2 separate regions of the Mus musculus genome follow, and region 1 is linked to region 2. The links are chromatin loops, found by intact Hi-C in ENCODE. Cell type or tissue: left cerebral cortex. All regions are shown on one strand.

Region 1 (8,000 bases), 150 kb after region 2:
TCTCCTTCTCCTTCTTCTTCTTTTCTCCTTCTCCTTCTCCTTCTTCTTCCTTCTCCTTCTCCTTCTCCTTCTCCTTCTCCTTCTCCTTCTCCTTCTCCTTCTCCTTCTCCTTCTTCTTCTTCTTCCTTCTCCTTCTCCTCCTCTTCTTCCTCCTCCTTCTCCACCTCCCCTTCCCCTCTTCCCCCCCTCCTCCCCCTCCTTCTTTTTAGTGGTTAGCAAGTATTATAAGAAGGGAAGCCACCTCCCCACAGGAGAGCAACACCTGTGACAGTTTATAAACTACAGTATCCATGAACTATTGTTGGTGGGTTTAAAGATAAGCATTTATCCCTGAGTCAGAGGGTAGCCCCCTCCTTGCATGTGTGCCTGTGACTGCAGCACACTGTGCGCTCCCCCACAGCACTGTGCTGTCCCATTTCCTCCCTTGGCTTCCTGTCTGTATCCAGTACACCTTCACTTAAGGCTTAACTATCCAGAAAAACACACCCATTCGGTTTTGTGGGCACCCAGGTCTGGAATTCATGAAAAAGGGGAGGCAAGAGGGTCAGTAGATTGGATCACCCTTAGCTATTCGATGAGTTCAGGGCCAGCTTGTTTATGGGAGAATTTGTCTTAAAAAACAAAAAAGGTATCCAAAATAAGTAAGCCCTGTCACCTATGAAATAGGACTATGTAGACTGTTTCTCCGGCTGGAAAGATGCACTGTGATAAGTGCTCACATCCAGGGGCCCTGAGCTTGGTTTGCAGGCCCCATGTCAGTTGGCTTACAACTCTAACCCCAGATCCAGAGAATCTAATGTCTTCCTCGCATCTTACAATCACCTGCCTGGACTAACAATTTTTTAATCTCTTAAAAAAAAAATAAAGGGAACAGAAAGTTGTTTCTCAATAAAGACCTAAAACAGGAATTCTCCCCAGCAGTCGGTCAGTAGCTACAAATCCAACACTTATCTACCATACCCGCTCTTTCACACTTACTCTGGTTAGCTCTTAAAATACTGCACATTCACAAAGTTTATTTTATTACACATGCCAGTTGACTGCAATATAACAGCCATCAAAAAAGCTAAAATTTTGCAGAGCCCTGAAGAACAATGTTTCAGGGCAGGGGGTACAGCTCAGTGATGCTGTGCTTGCCTAGCAGATCGAGACCCTGTCTTCCATCCCAACACCATCAAAAACATTTTTTCTTTGCAGATTATTTGTTTGCTTATTTCATTTTCAGATATAATTAAAAATATGTTCATTATAATATAAAAATTATTGAGTGGATTTACCTTCAACTTAGAATTTACTCTTGTTTTTAGATTAAATCATAAAATGAACTGAAATGATTTCTGATCTAGTTTTCTTTTTGTTGCTGTGATGAAAAAAACACTCTTGACTAAAGCAACTTAGGGGAGATAAAGATTTAAGTTCATAATTGAGGGACATCAGGGCAGGAACTTAAAGCAGAAACCATGGAGGAACATGGCTTGCCAGCTTGCTCACAGGCCCATGATTGGCTAGCTTTCTTGTAACAGCCCAGGACCACTTCCCTAGAGAATGGTGCGGCCCACAATGGGCATCTCCCACTAACATGCTCACCAGCCAGCCTATATAGGTAATTTCTCAATTGAGACTCCCTCCTCGAATCACTGTAGGCTGTGCCAAGTCGACAGCTAAAGCTAAGCAGGACAATTTCATCCCTAGATTGATGACTTATTTCTACTCTCAAACCCTGGCTGAGTGGCTGCAGTAGAGAAGGACTGGGAAGGTCAGGTGCTGTGGGCTGGGAGACTTAGGTCCCTTTGCCAGACACTCCACGCCAATTATGCACTGAACTGTAGACACTCTTCTTTCACATAATGATGACCATGACATCCATGTTGAGGCCTTACATTTGAATAGCACTTAGCACACACAATAACGCTTTTAAATGGAGACGAGTAAAAGTAGAAATCAAGGCAGTGCTACCAAGTACACACTTCTGAAGGCAATCCAAGGTTGCCCAGCCTTATATGGTACACTGTGGGCTAAGGGGGCGTGGCCTGTAAGTGTCTCCATACTCAGCTGCGTGTGTTGCTTATATGATTATAAAGCCAGCAGTGGGACTATGTCCTCCAAGGTGCAGTGACACAATGACTATACATTTCAGTCTGTGGTAGTGGGAAGTGGGTGTCTGTAGAAGGTGAAGGGTGGTGTCTTCAGGGTAGAGGACAAGTGGTATAGTAGGACCCAAAGTCCAGCTCACACTTACAGGATTCAGCTGTTGCTAAAGATGAAAACAGCCATATAACTCTTGGCACTGTGGAATTCTACGACACAAACCCCCTAGAAATGGTCATTCTAATGCTCACTCTCCCACAGGGCCACAGGTCACAGCTTACTGCTTGAACTACTTGGGCCAGCTCTACACTGCACTGTGATCCGTGGCAACCTAGCATAGTGATGTAACTGCAGGAGCAGCATTGTGGCATCAGTTTAGGCAACTGAGCAGCTCTGGGCTCTGCTCACATAGGACTCTCTTAGAGGCATGTATGTGTTAAGGGAAAGAGGCCCTGGGAGCCAGGAATGCAGGTCAGGGGCCAATGGCCATTGCATCTAGTGGCCTTACAACAGTGACAACTGAGTCTAACATTCTCAACCAGATTTACATTGGCAGAGAGGAGGGGGAGGGAGAGGGAAAGGGGGAAAGGGGGAGGGAGAGGTGGGGAGGGGGGAGGGAGAGGATACATATCCCTGATGGATTTGACAATCTCTATTCAGGGCAGATCAGAGCGAGCCAAACCAGGAATGGAAGTTCTCACAGTCACTACTGAGCCCAGGGACAGACCAAGGTAATCTACGGCTTTTCTGTGGCTATTCCCTTGCTTAGATGGCTCTTTTCTCCAGTCTTCGCCTGAAAAGAAAAAGCACTACCCGTGACTTAAGATCCAGCTAAGCTGTCACCTCTTCCCTGAAACACCCCCTCATCCCCTCGGGTGAGTCATTCTTTCCTTTGCACTCTCAGAAATCCTTACCTATGTACCTGTTATAGCTTTTTAATGTGAGGATACATGTGCCTGCATATCACTAGGCCAGTGGAATAAAAGGGGGGTATTATACCCCCAGCTTTAACATGAACTCAAGTTCAATAAATATTGAATGGCTAGATGCAGGTGAAAGGACAGATGAAAACCTAAGGCACAGTGCCTTAGTGTTAGCCAAGTCAAAATTCCCTGAACACACACACATGCACACATACACACACATACACACACACACACACATACACACACACACACACACATACACACACACACACACACACACACACACACACACACACACATATAATGGTTCAAAATCTGGATTCAATTCTGAAAGCAATCTGTGTGCTTGCAGGAAGACTATGATTCCACAGTGTGAACACTACTCACAACAGTCAGCTGTGTGGACAGCATGGGTTTTAATCTGCTCACAGTATGAACACTACTCACAATAGCAGGGTGGGTTTTAGTCTGCAGTCCCACATTATGGCACACTTAAAACCCCAAAGCTGAATGAAATATAAATAAACACACTATGTGAGACTATGCACAAAGGAAAATCTGAAATAATATGTGGTCTATTTAAAATAGGCCCCCACCATTGATACACAGGACTTTAAATAGAACCTACTTTACATAGGTGAGCCTAAATTAACCCAGGATAAGAAATGGAAGCTCTCATCTTGCATTCTGTTGAGAAAAAAAATTCACTAAAGTGTGCCCAAGTTATCAATCATCTATCCAGTTGGGGATCTTCTGAGTGCACAGTATAGTCTCTGCTTCAAAAACAATGAAAAAAAACAAGGAAGGCTGGGTAGGTGGGAGGTGGGAAGGGCAGTGCTCTTCCCAGCAGGAGCTGAAGGGGCTTGTGCGGCCCTAGCAGGGATGGGTATCAGGGATGGATACAAGGCCCAGAGGACTGTGGGAGCTTGGAGTTTTCTTCTGACCTTTGCTTATCACTCCTGTGGACACCTGTACTGGTAAAATTCTGTATTTTGGGTTTTTAATTTTTTGTGTTTTTGAGGCTGAGTCTTATGTAATTCAGGCTAGCTTTGAACATACAGTAATCCTCCTGTCTTAGTTTCCTAAGTTCTGTGGACATAGGCATGTAGGCTAGTACATCTAGCTAAAATTCTATATTTTTAGAGATAGTTGCACTTATTTTTTAATGATCTCTCTCTCTCTCTCTCTCTCTCTCTCTCTCTCTCTCTCTCTCACACACACACACACACACACACACACAATTCAGCTTTGAGGAGGGACTCTTACTGTGGCCCAAGCTAGCCTGGAGCTCACTGTACAGTCAACACTAGACTTGAATGAAGGGCAATTCTTCTGCCTTGGCCTCACAAGGGCTGGGATTTGGGTTTAGCTGCCATGACTGACACTCTTGTATTTTTTTTTTTATTACTAACTTTCCTTTATTTTATTTTATTTTATTTTTTCCTTTTTTTAAACTTTTTAAAAATTAGGTATTTTCTTCATTTACATTTTCAATGCTATCCCAAAAGTCCCCCATACCCTCCCCCCCACTCCCCTACCCACCCACTCCCACTTCTTGGCCCTGGTGTTTCTCCTGTACTGAGGTATATAAAGTTTGCAAGACCAAGGGGCCTCTCTTCCCAATGATGGCCGACTAGGCCATCTTCTGCTACATATGCAGCTAGAGACACGAGCTCCGGGGGGGGGGGGGGTACTGGTTAGTTCATATTGTTGTTCCACCTATAGGGTTGCAGTTCCCTTTAGCTCCTTGGGTGCTTTCTCTAGCTCCTCCACTGGGGGCCCTGTAATCCATCCAATAGCTGACTGTGAGCATCCACTTCTGTGTTTGCTAAGCCTCCGGCATAGTCTCACAAGAGACTGAGTCCTTTCAGCAAAATCTTGCTGGTGTATGCAATGGTGTCAGCGTTTGGAGGCTGATTATGGGATGGATCCCCGGGTATGGCAGTCAAACAAACACATTTTTTCGGCTCGTCTGCTAAGATAGAAACAGTAGGTGTTTGCTGAATTAAGATTAAAATACAGACATTCTAGTTAGCAATGGATCCTGTAGTGTACTCTATACTCCACGAACTAAGGTGCTTAAAGAATAACTCTGTCCTTGTCTTGGACACTGACAGGCATATAAGCTGGATCACTATGTGGTCTGATACCAGTTTTCCAATGGAAAAGGCAAGAATTTCAGAGATCTAGCCAAACCTATAAACACACAGAAAGAAATCATCCTCTACATGCCAGCCTGCAACACTGAGGCCACATCAGTGGTGTGGAGCTGTGCTGGGGCCAGGTAGGCTCCAGGCATTGCTGCCACCACAGCTCTCAGAGAGAAAAGCAGTCCTCTCTCTAGGGAGCCATTCAAACCTGGGCACTCTCACCTTTCCATCTGTAATGTTATCACCGAGATAAATATACTTCCCAGCCTAAGTCACTGGGTACAAAGAGGATATGCACCCACAGGTCCTTTAACTTGGGCTTGAAAGCTTTATCATAGTTTTCTCACGGATGTATCTATTTGATCTTCTTCTCTAAGGAAGTGACCTTATTTGGTCAGTTCTGTTAACATGTCCATCGGTAGATAATGCATGCAAGCCTCAGCCTTGGCCAGTGATGCTAACAGGCTGGAACTGTCTCCGATGGTTGAGCTGGGTGTTATTCTGGATCACAGCGCTGAGTGATCTCTGGGCCTAAAGAGAAGGGGAAGGGTACATGGAGGCTGACAGAGGTGGCATTCAGCACTATTCATTGAAGAAACACGTTTTTCATATTCTGAGAGCCAGCAGGCAGGCACACTAGGGCACATGAATGCCAGTCTGGTGGCAGCATGCCCACTCACACCTGCCTCTCGCACTTCATTTCTAAATTTGCTTTATAAATCTCTTTTCTGGGAACCTCATAGGTGGAACTACTATATAATTAAAATTCTCAGCTTTAATTCCATACACTAATATTGGATGGAGGAGTGACTTCGGGGACTTAGTCTTCATGATTAGGCAATCCAGCATCATAATAATGGATTCGAGTCTCCTGGTTTCTCTTTTGCCGCCAGTTCAGTATTATCCTGCAATACTCAGAAATAGTAATTTTACTTTTCTTCTCAGTATTCCAATACCTTTCACTTTATCAGCTCATCAGCTGATAGATCTGATGAGAGAGAGAGAGAGAGAGAGAGAGAGAGAGAGAGAGAGAGAGACTACTCAAAGCCTCTCCCACCCCAAGGAGAAAGTGGAAAAAACTGAGAACAACAATAAGTCCAGCAGCTTTAGCATTTTCTTTAAAACAAAATAAAAAATACACTAACTTGACTATTATCTAAGCTGTCAAACAGTGATGTGTTCTGAACCTTCAGGACAAAGACATAAGAAAGCTGTTTCTTGATGCACAAATCTGGTTCCTATATGATGTTCAAGGAGGAAACCAGAACTTTATCCAGATGGATCAGAACCAAATGGTATATAGTGAGCTCTGAGCACAGAGAGATCAGGAGGAAGTTGATGCTGGCCAGTGGGTGGATGGCATTGGAGAAGGGCAATAATGCTTGACATTAATTATATATTATCCCACCCGATCCTGGTCAGGGCATATGCCAAGTTCTTACATTCCTGTGGCCAGGAAACAGGGCCACACTAGAGTTTCATGGAAAACAACAGTGTGACCTAAAAATGTTCCGATCACCCAGCTCTGACTACATCTCCAACCTAATGACTTGAGAGAACAGAGGCCAGCTTTTTTTAAACTAATCGTATTTGGAGTGGTTTTTTTTTTTAATTTTAAGGAAATTTCCAAAATTAATTTTTCTCTAACTTCAATGACAGTTGACTTAATGTTAACCCAGCAAGGTTATTGGATTACTGAAGTAGAGTTGGAGATAACATTTGACGGACACCTCAGGTATACCCAGTGCTTTTACTTGGCAAGTAGAGAGGCTCATTTGTGATGACAGTTTTAATTCACAACAAACACGGAGAATGGAAGCTGCTTATGATAGGCTTTTAAAATTGTATTTGTACTGAAGGCATGCCTTCCAGTCTATAGAAATCATTTTAGAGATGTCTTCCATATAGGAATCCAAAACTCTTGACATGGATCCTGAAAGCTACTTGAATGGCCTGGCATTTTCAAGGGAACTTTGAGCAGCTGGGATATTTTTGGAGATGCACCTACACCCTCCCCTCTTCCAAGAAGCAGAGCTTTCCCTAACAAGTCAGCTCTAGATAGGGTGAGTCCCTGGGCCAGGATCTCAAACAGCAACCCCACCACGTGTAGGGTTGCCACTGAAATCCAAGCTGAATCCCAAGCTCAGGCAACTCTGACCCCACATACTGTCACATCCCACACAGGTTGCTATCATCACACCTACAGTGCTGACACAATACCCAGTGGCTTGTTACTAAGGGCCCTGGTATGCTGCCAAATCTATGCATTCAGTAGGAATTTCCAAAACATAATTGGGGCATACTCTTCCTTGCTTTGGCATCCATGCAGCTCAATGTGGGCGGTGTCCCTGAGAGGAGCAGCTTCCAGGAAGCAGCTCCTCTGTGAGGCTCCCATCCTGAGTACATAGAGATCACAGAAATACCACGAGCGTATACAGCCCCTGATGGGATGTTTCTCTTATCAGATCATTCACACAGGTCAGCATGGTGCATCACTTTGTTCCTCTTCTCAGAAGCGCTGCCAACCCAGGGTCGTCCCAAGCCCAGTTTATATCGTCAAGGTCCTCAGCGTCTTAGAACAGTGTCTTATTAAAATACTCTGTGTCTGGAAGACACCCCATGTCCTCTTTGTGCTTGGAGTGCTAGTTGTCACTATGCTTAACCAAAAGAAAACTAGAAGGGTGTGGGAACAGGGGCACTGTTGTTGTCTTAGGGTTTCTATTGCTGTGACAAAACACCACGACCAAAAAGCGAGTTGGGAAGAAAAGGGTTATTTGGCTGAACGCTTCCATATTGTACTCCATCACTGAAGGCAGTCAGGACAGAAACTCAAGCA
Region 2 (8,000 bases):
AGACAGAAAACTCACCCCCATGCAATGTATGGCTCCACAATCCGCAGCATGTTAATTGAAGCCTTGTTGAGCTTAACAAAGGTGCCATTGAAGATCTGTCGAAGACGAAGGAGCTGCAGAACCTTACGAACCTTTGGGCTTACTCCATTGATACTGCCAGAGAAAAAAAATAGATCCATACAGCTTTTATTGTAATTTTAAGTAATACAAAACTTAGTCACCACATAGTATGTGTGTGTAATCTCAACACGCTATCACTACTAGCTTGCCTTCTCTTGATTCCTGTTTTATCATAAAAGATGACTGAATGATACTAAGTAAACTGTTTTTAAGCTCTTAGACAACTACAGGACACTGAAATGCAGTCAGAGCAAGCAGCTTAGGCACAGGTTTCACAAACAACTTCCCGCCCCCCGTAATTCTCGGCCCCCTTCCTAAGGGCAGGCACAATACAGCCATTGCTGCCAGAACACGATGCAAAGTGAACTCACCCTCGAATTCTGATGACAAAGGCCAGCTTTGGTTCTGCGGGCACATAGAAGTTGCCAGCTTTCCTTGCCATCCTGGCCATCCGAATCTCAGTGCGGTACATCTGCCTGTACTCCTTGTGATAGTGCTTTGCCTTCTCATAGATGAGCTTCCTCCTTGCCTTTCGAAGCTGAAAAACCAATGGCCAGTCAGTCATAATTCTTGGCTCTGAAACAGAGCACAGCATCAGTTTTATACAAGGATGACTTGAGAATATCAAACCAGGAAGATCTCTCTTCAATCTCACCCCACGCTCAGTCCCAATAAGCTCCCTGGCCCACTAAAGACCTCCAAAGTTTACTTACTGTCTTCAGGGCAAACTTCTTCCTCAGGCGCTTCACCTTCAACTCTGCGAAATTCCTTCGCTTTTTCTTGAGGGTTTCTGGCACAGCGGGAACCTTTTTCTTGAGAGTTTTTGGCCCAGCAGGAACCTTTTTCTTAAGGGTTCCTGGCACAGTGGCAACCTTCTTTTTCTTCTCTCTGTTGTTTGTAGAGAATTACTAGTAGGTCAAAAAACTTCCTGGTGATGTATCACACACACTAGGTGCTCAGAACTACGTTAAAACTGTCACCCACTCAAACCGGCAGCATCTAGCATCTCCGTCGTTCCCGAAAGCTCTACTGGAGATGCAGCGTTCATGCCCACAACCTTCACGTTATACACACCTTACTTAAAGGTAAACATGTATGACATTAAAGAGATTTATGCCTAACCCCAGCCATCAGTCCTGGCCTGTGAATTGTTACAAGTTGTCAAGTCACACTGAAAAAACTGTACTGCACACTTTTTGGGTTCCAGGACTCACTGATCCTCGATCAAGTCTCAAGCTCCATATGCAGGAGGCTGCCGGTAAGCAGCCGGCTAAGATAACTTTAGCTACAAAGGATCTCGTTCCATGATTCCGCGGAATACATTCTACCGAAGAACGGACCTCCGCCCAAGTAGCCGGATCCGCAGTCTGCCCTCAGTTTGCTCCTGGTACTGCCAAGGCCTCCGCGCGGAGGCCCCCCGCACTCCCTCCTAGTACCACACGGCGTCACAAACACCCAGACAGGCAGGCAGTGGTTCCAGGCTACACTCAGATACAGGAAAAGTGAGACAAAATGCCTCTAGTTTGGGGGATGGAGAAGGATTCTGGGGGAGAGAAGAATCGACTTACGGAACAGCCTCCATGGTTCCAGCCGGAAAAGAAGAGAGAAAGGTGGCGCATGCGCACTGTCTCCTTAAAGGTCTCAGGGCGCGAAGCCCCACGCCTTATAGCTGTCCTGAGATAAGCCGGAAAATAATCTAGAATTGAGATTTTTGCACTTTGCTGGCGCAAAATGAACAGCTTGGCTTAGTCACGGCCAGCCAACTTTATGGTAAAACTCATCGGAAAACAAATGCACTGAATACATTTTTTTTTTTTTTTTTTTTTTTTTTAATGAATAGAGTGGGGACACCTCGTCAGCTCTGGGCTTAATTTCTCCAGGTTGCGTTGACAACCCTAGGGTCAGGCTCTGCGGAATTCGTTGGACCCAAAAGGCATGTTCAGGGATGTGAACTACAAGTCCCAGCATGCGTCGCTGCATAACCCGCGGGGCTGGAGGGCGACGTTGACCGACACTCTGGGCAGCCTTCGCGGCGGTGATTCCCATTAGGCTCACTAGAGTATGAGGCTTCACGTCCTCAGCGGCTAGCTGAGCTATGAAATCACTGTCTGTCACCTCCTCCGGCTCTCTGCGGCCCGTGGCCACGCAGCCCTGCTCCCCCACCTCGGCTGCGCTGCCGAGGTCCTTTTTCCGCCCGACTGCCGGGCTGTCTTCCGCAGCGCCTGATCATCGGCCGCCAGGTCCACAGTCCCTCGGTTGGCGAAAGCAGCGAGACCGGGAAGAGTGATGACCCGAAGGTCCGAGGAGGATGGGGGGGTTCGCTGCTGCGGGACCCGGCAGGCGCAAGCCACGGCGACCCTCAGCAGGGGGCGTGAGCCGCGAAGAGTGGCACGACGAGGGCGGGAGCCTTCGGCCGCGGTCGTGGAAGAGGGGCTGCCCCGCGCGGTGGGGCGGCCGGCGGGAGGGCGAGCGGGGAGGGGAGGCTGGGCCGGGGGCGGGGTGCGACCGGGGGCGGGGAGGGCCGAGCTGAGGGAGGGCCGATGCCACTGCAGCGGCCGGCGCTTCCCGGCGGTGGGTTATATAGCGCGGAGTGTGGAGCTACCTCAGAGCCGGCTGGGAACGCTCAGACGCTGCGGGGCCCCGTGCCCGAGTGACAGCGGCGCGAGTGCAGGGCAGGGGACCCGAGTCGCGCTGGCAGCTCGAGCGGTTGGCAGCCCTCGCGTGCGCCCCGCAAGTCGGCCCTTCCCGGCGCTGCCCGCACCCTCCCGCAACTTGAGTCAAGTTGACAACTCCCGCGTCCCGACGCATCCGCTCGGCGCACCCCTGTCCTAGGAAGACGGGGAGCCGCTGCAGCAGCGCCGGGGACGTTCGGGCGGCGGCGGCTTGGCCATGAGGGCAGCGCGCGTCGCCTAACTCGCGGCTGTCACCGCCGCTGCAGCGGGACTGGACGGACGGACGGACGCTGTGGGACAAACAGGCGGCCGCCAGCAGGAGGCGCCGAGCCGGGAGCAGCGGCAGGCACAGCCCGTGGCCACTGCGCCGAGCCCGGGCGGAACTGGCCCCGCGCAATTCAGCCCCGCAGCACCTCGGGGGCGGACTCCGGGCGCAGCCTTCGCGTCCGGATCGCGGTGACAAGCGCCTCCGGGGCCAGGAGCTGGGCTGTCTGGCGCAGGGAGAGTGAGGACACGGTGCTGGGCTGCTGCGGGACCCGGGGCGTCGCGATGAACATCGTAGTGGAGTTCTTCGTGGTCACTTTCAAAGTGCTGTGGGCGTTCGTGCTGGCCGCGGCGCGCTGGCTGGTGCGGCCCAAGGAGAAGAGCGTGGCCGGCCAGGTGTGCCTCATCACGGGCGCGGGCAGCGGCCTGGGCCGCCTCTTTGCTCTCGAGTTCGCCCGGCGCCGGGCGCTGCTGGTTCTCTGGGACATCAACACGCAGAGCAATGAGGAGACCGCAGGCATGGTTCGCCACATCTACCGGGACCTGGAGGCGGCCGACGCTGCTGCTCTGCAAGGTAATGCCTGTGTATTGTTGAGTCAAACATCTCCCCAGCCCGGAGGGTCTCCACTGCCTAGTGTCATGGGCAGCCTCGCTCTCCCGGAAAGGAACACCCCGCTGGTCTTCTGGAAGGCGAGTGGAATTTGCCCCTTGATAAGAGAGCAAGGTTTTCTGTGTTAGAAGACTGAAAGCGTGCAAAACATAGGAGATCCTGTTTCTTCGGTCCCAAGCTGAGGTTTCCTAAACTCTGCGAGTAGTGTAAGACAGGGGGAACTTGCTACCGCAGGTTTGGGTCCAAAAGTAATTTCTCAGTCTGATTTGCATGTGGCATGATGGGAAGATAGAGAGTCTTGAGAAGTTGTTTCCACAGTGGACTGAAACAGTTATCTGTTTCTGTGAGGTCTGAGCTGCTTAGACTTGGGCGCTATAGATCCTTTCACTATAACTTTAGCTCCTGGAAAATAATTACATTGTTTCCCCAGCCTTAAGTAAGTGCTTTAGTTACTAACCCTGAGTAAATATGAGTGCTTCCCTTCCTCTTGAGAAAGTGCTTTCTCTCGCCCCCCCCCGCCCCCCCCCCGCCTTTTGCAAAATTTCTCTCATGATTTGGAGGCACCCCAATCTACATCTTATGTGTTTAACAATTAGTTTGCGCCTGAAACTTTTTTAAAGCCTAAGTAGAGATCATGACCCACTATAGATACTGTTCTAGGAAAATTGGTGGCTAAATTGACTTGGGCTCCATTCTCCCATATACCTGTCATTTGTTACCAAACTTACCAGAAGCTGTGTGTTTTATGTAAGGTTCAAAATGTTACATTTTCAAAGCTAGTGTGGAGAGGCAACAAATTTGGGCATTTGTGCTCCCTACCCAATCTTAAAAGCAATGCTTTAGAGAAGAGATTTTGATTTCGATGCTGTTTGGACTCTAATGTGGTACACTTGCATATTATTAACCTCTAAACTTTATCTGTGAGATTAATTCTTAGGGGAATCAGTTTAAAATTAAACCAGTGACTTGCATTCTTTCATTAGAAACTGCTCATTCATTGCTTGGCTTTGAATGAGTTTAGATTGTTGCTTACAGTTTGGATTTGTGAGCCTTAAAGTGAATTTCTGTTTTGAGAGCAGAGCTCTCTCTGGCCACCAGCTTCCTCCCCACCCCCATCTGCAATGTGTGTTATTCTCTGGGCTGAGATCAGTTCTTTGCAGGTGTCTAGCTCCAGCAAGTTGATCCCATGTGGTCTACTTGTATTGGACTTGCCACAATTACATGACTTTCCCCTAAGCAAGGTTGTCCAGTAAATTGCTGTAATTCCCAAAGACTTTCAGGGGAGGAAGGCAGCTGTAAGCTGAATTATTGGCAGGCATTACAGTGTTAGAAATTTGAAGCTCACTGTAGTATTTTGCTTTGTATGATTTCTCTCCTACTGACTGCCTTGTGGCTCACTTTCTGCAACCCTTCTTTCTTTCATTCTCCCCTCATCCGGACTTCTGAGGACAGCTGGAAAAGGTGAGGAGGAAATCCTGCCCCCGTGTAACTTACAGGTTTTTACCTACACTTGTGACGTGGGGAAGAGAGAGAATGTCTACCTGACAGCTGAAAGGGTCCGCAAGGAGGTTGGCGAGGTCTCGGTCCTGGTCAATAATGCTGGTGTGGTTTCTGGACATCACCTTCTGGAATGTCCTGATGAGCTCATTGAAAGAACCATGATGGTCAACTGCCACGCACACTTCTGGGTAAATATAAACATCTTTGTTTTTGTTCCCTGGACCCTCCTCAATGAAAAGGCTGGGAAGAGGAGCACATGCCAGCATGGAAGCCATCTCAGTCTTCTGCATGAGATGCCTGTCTAATGAGCTGTCCCCACATGCTGGGTTACAATGTCTGATGAGAATTTTAAACTGCTCCTCTTTCAGTATTTCTTAAGAAGGCAGAAATTGACTATGGGAACTAGTTTGAAAGATTGCTGTAAAAATAACAAGAGGGAGTATAAACCCTAGTTTTGTTTATTTAGCTTTCTGTTGAGTTTATAAAACCCTGGTTCTTATGAATTCGTAAAGTCAGGGGTTAGGCTTCCAAACTACTGCTCAGCCACATTTTAGAAAGTCCTAGACATCTGAGATCAGCATCTGTGGTTCATTGGGAGTGATTAGGCCACCCTGGCAGCTACTTACCATCCACCAGCCATCCACACTGTTCAGGTGGTGGGCATCTCAGAACTTTGTAGGCTCACCCTCTCTTGAATGAGGAGTCATCTTGAAAGGACAGGGGACTTAGGAGGTCTGGCGAGCCATGAACTATGCAAAAGGCAAACTATGTTTGCCTTTAGCTCTTGGAGCTCCTGCAGCATCCAGGGGTGGGGAGGGTCTTCTGTTGCCAGAGGGCTACCATAACACCAGCGTTTTAGCTAGATTGTCAGTCAAGGTAGATGTGAAGTTTCCCCTTTAATTCTGTGCATGCAGTGTTGATCCATTTTATACTTTTTCCTTTTTATTATTTTCCCTTTACTTATATAGACAGAAAAGTAATCCAGTAAAAGGGATAGGGAGGACTGGGGTAGCTCACTGGCAGAGTGCTAACCGAATATGTGCATGCCTTGGGTTACATTCCTAGCACCGAGGGGCAGAGGAAGAGAAGGTAGAGGATAGCATTATACTCTCATAGGCAGAGACATCATCTCATAGAAGTCAACAAAGAACTGTTTCTCCTAAATAGGTCACATTAAACCTCATTAATTTTTAAGCTACTGCTTAAAAACTTAATCTGGCTTTGGAAGTGTTCAGACGTCACTTATCCAGTATCAGGCCTCTTCTCTGGTCCTGCGTGAAGCTTATCCTAATGTTTTATTTGGAAACGCAAGCTTTATATAGTTTATTTCCAAGCTTCTAGAAATAAACATATGAATAAGCTGAGGTCTCTGGTCAAGGCTTTTTTTTTTTTTTTTAAATGAATAAGATCACCATACACAGGAGGGACAAGCACACGTGTACTCGGTGTGCGGTAGATGAATTGAGCAACAGACAAGCTTTTTGCTGCTGCAAGAACAGTCATTATGTGTCACAGCCAACTGAATGGACCTGACAGGACAACTTGTCAACAATACTATATGTTTATAATTCTGAATAATAGGTCTGGCCCTTGCTTGGGCCAGTGGTGGCCACACACACCCTTAACCTCAGCACTCAGGAGACAGAGGCAGCTGAATCTATGAGTCAAGGTTAGTCTGCTAACACAGTGAATTCCAGGGCTACAATAGCAGGACCCTGTCTCCAAAACAAACAAGTCTCGGGGAGAGTATTGCTTCCATTTTTGAGATGTGGTTGAGCTGCCATGCTGATTCCAGTTGACTTGTCAGTCTTAAAAACCTATGCAACCATTAGAAGGTTAGTATGAGCCAGAGACACGGATTTTTATTTCCTCAACCTTTGTCTGAGATGGTGCGAGGTTTCCTAACTATAAACTTTTACCCTCACAAAGTTCCCTCAAGTTTCACCATCTTGACTGTTCTGTGCAAAATTATTTTGATAACTTATAAAAATGTAAATATATCCAGGTTTTTTAAAAAAAAAATCTATTTTATGTATAGGAGTACACTGCAGCTGTCTTTAGATACTCCAGAAGAGGGCATCAGATCCCATTACAGATGGTTGTGAGCTACCCACGTGGTTGCTGGGAATTGAACTCAGGACCTCAGGAAGAACAATCAGTGCTCTTAACCACTGAGCCATCTCTCCAGCCCCTATATCCAGGTTTTTAAAGAAGCCATATAGCCTTCAGTTCAATACCATAGAGCAGTAGCAAATCTTCTCTAGACATTCTATGAAATAAGTGCTGATTTAGAGTGTTAAGAAAAAAAATCTACAGCCTCCTGTGAATGGATGCAGGTTGTACAAGTTCGTCGTTGGGTCTTTTCCTAACATAAGGAAGGACTTGCATCAATTCTTACTCTGGATCGTGTACCAAGGGTGAGCTGCACCTTCCTACCCTCGTCACTGAGCTTTGAGAAGTTGCTTAACCACACAATTTAGGGAGTTCTTGGAAGCCTGGTTCCTAATGACATCACTTTGTATTAAACTATGGGAGGCTCCTGAATTCTCCAGCTGTTTTTCCCCTAAGCATCTAAACTTAAGATTTTATTTTCAATATTGAGTCAGAAAATTCATTTTAGCATTGGAATTTCTGACTTTTTGCCAAGACTTAAGAAACCTTTGGAGAAGTTGAGCGTTAGCAGCTAGAACATAAAAGGCTGTTTTTCCTTTTGAAGGTGGTTGCCCTAGGGTTAGGCGGTATTGCCGAGCACCGCTCCAATTCACCTTCCCTTCTAGTTTCTCTTAGTTGAAAATGCTAGTGGTATGTTTTCAAAGATGTGTTGCCTTGGCTTC

What was found. A loop is a pair of places that touch in the nucleus more often than their neighbours do. Peaks named below come from ENCODE experiments on the same cell type or tissue, not always from the same donor. Only the 100,000 strongest peaks of a DNase experiment are listed, where the experiment ranks them.
Region 1: it touches region 2 in a loop (2.7-fold over the local background); 1 of 42 quality-filtered maps calls a loop at or near these places.

Annotation. Positions count from the first base shown.
Region 1 is chr1:16,251,083-16,259,082 of GRCm38, forward strand. All of the region lies in intron 12 of Stau2 (staufen double-stranded RNA binding protein 2), which reads right to left. Gm7568 (a long non-coding RNA gene) reads left to right here and starts at 2,451. Exons shown (of 3, transcript XR_003947750.1): 1 at 2,451-2,517; 2 at 2,749-2,963. In left cerebral cortex, a CTCF peak has its summit at 4,802; DNase peaks (open chromatin) are centred at 2,952, 4,918, 5,770 and 7,445; H3K27ac peaks cover 1,079 bases.
Region 2 is chr1:16,102,677-16,110,676 of GRCm38, forward strand. Rpl7 (ribosomal protein L7) reads right to left here and starts at 1,757. Exons shown (of 7, transcript NM_011291.5): 1 at 1,689-1,757; 2 at 834-1,008; 3 at 492-658; 4 at 16-153. The coding sequence starts at 1,702. It overlaps Rdh10 (retinol dehydrogenase 10 (all-trans)), which reads left to right and starts at 3,206. Exons shown (of 6, transcript NM_133832.3): 1 at 3,206-3,630; 2 at 5,119-5,354. The coding sequence starts at 3,342. In left cerebral cortex, CTCF peaks have their summits at 1,582, 2,444 and 3,111 (motif pointing right); DNase peaks (open chromatin) are centred at 1,168, 1,769, 2,157, 2,775 and 2 more places; H3K4me3 peaks cover 3,815 bases; H3K27ac peaks cover 2,514 bases.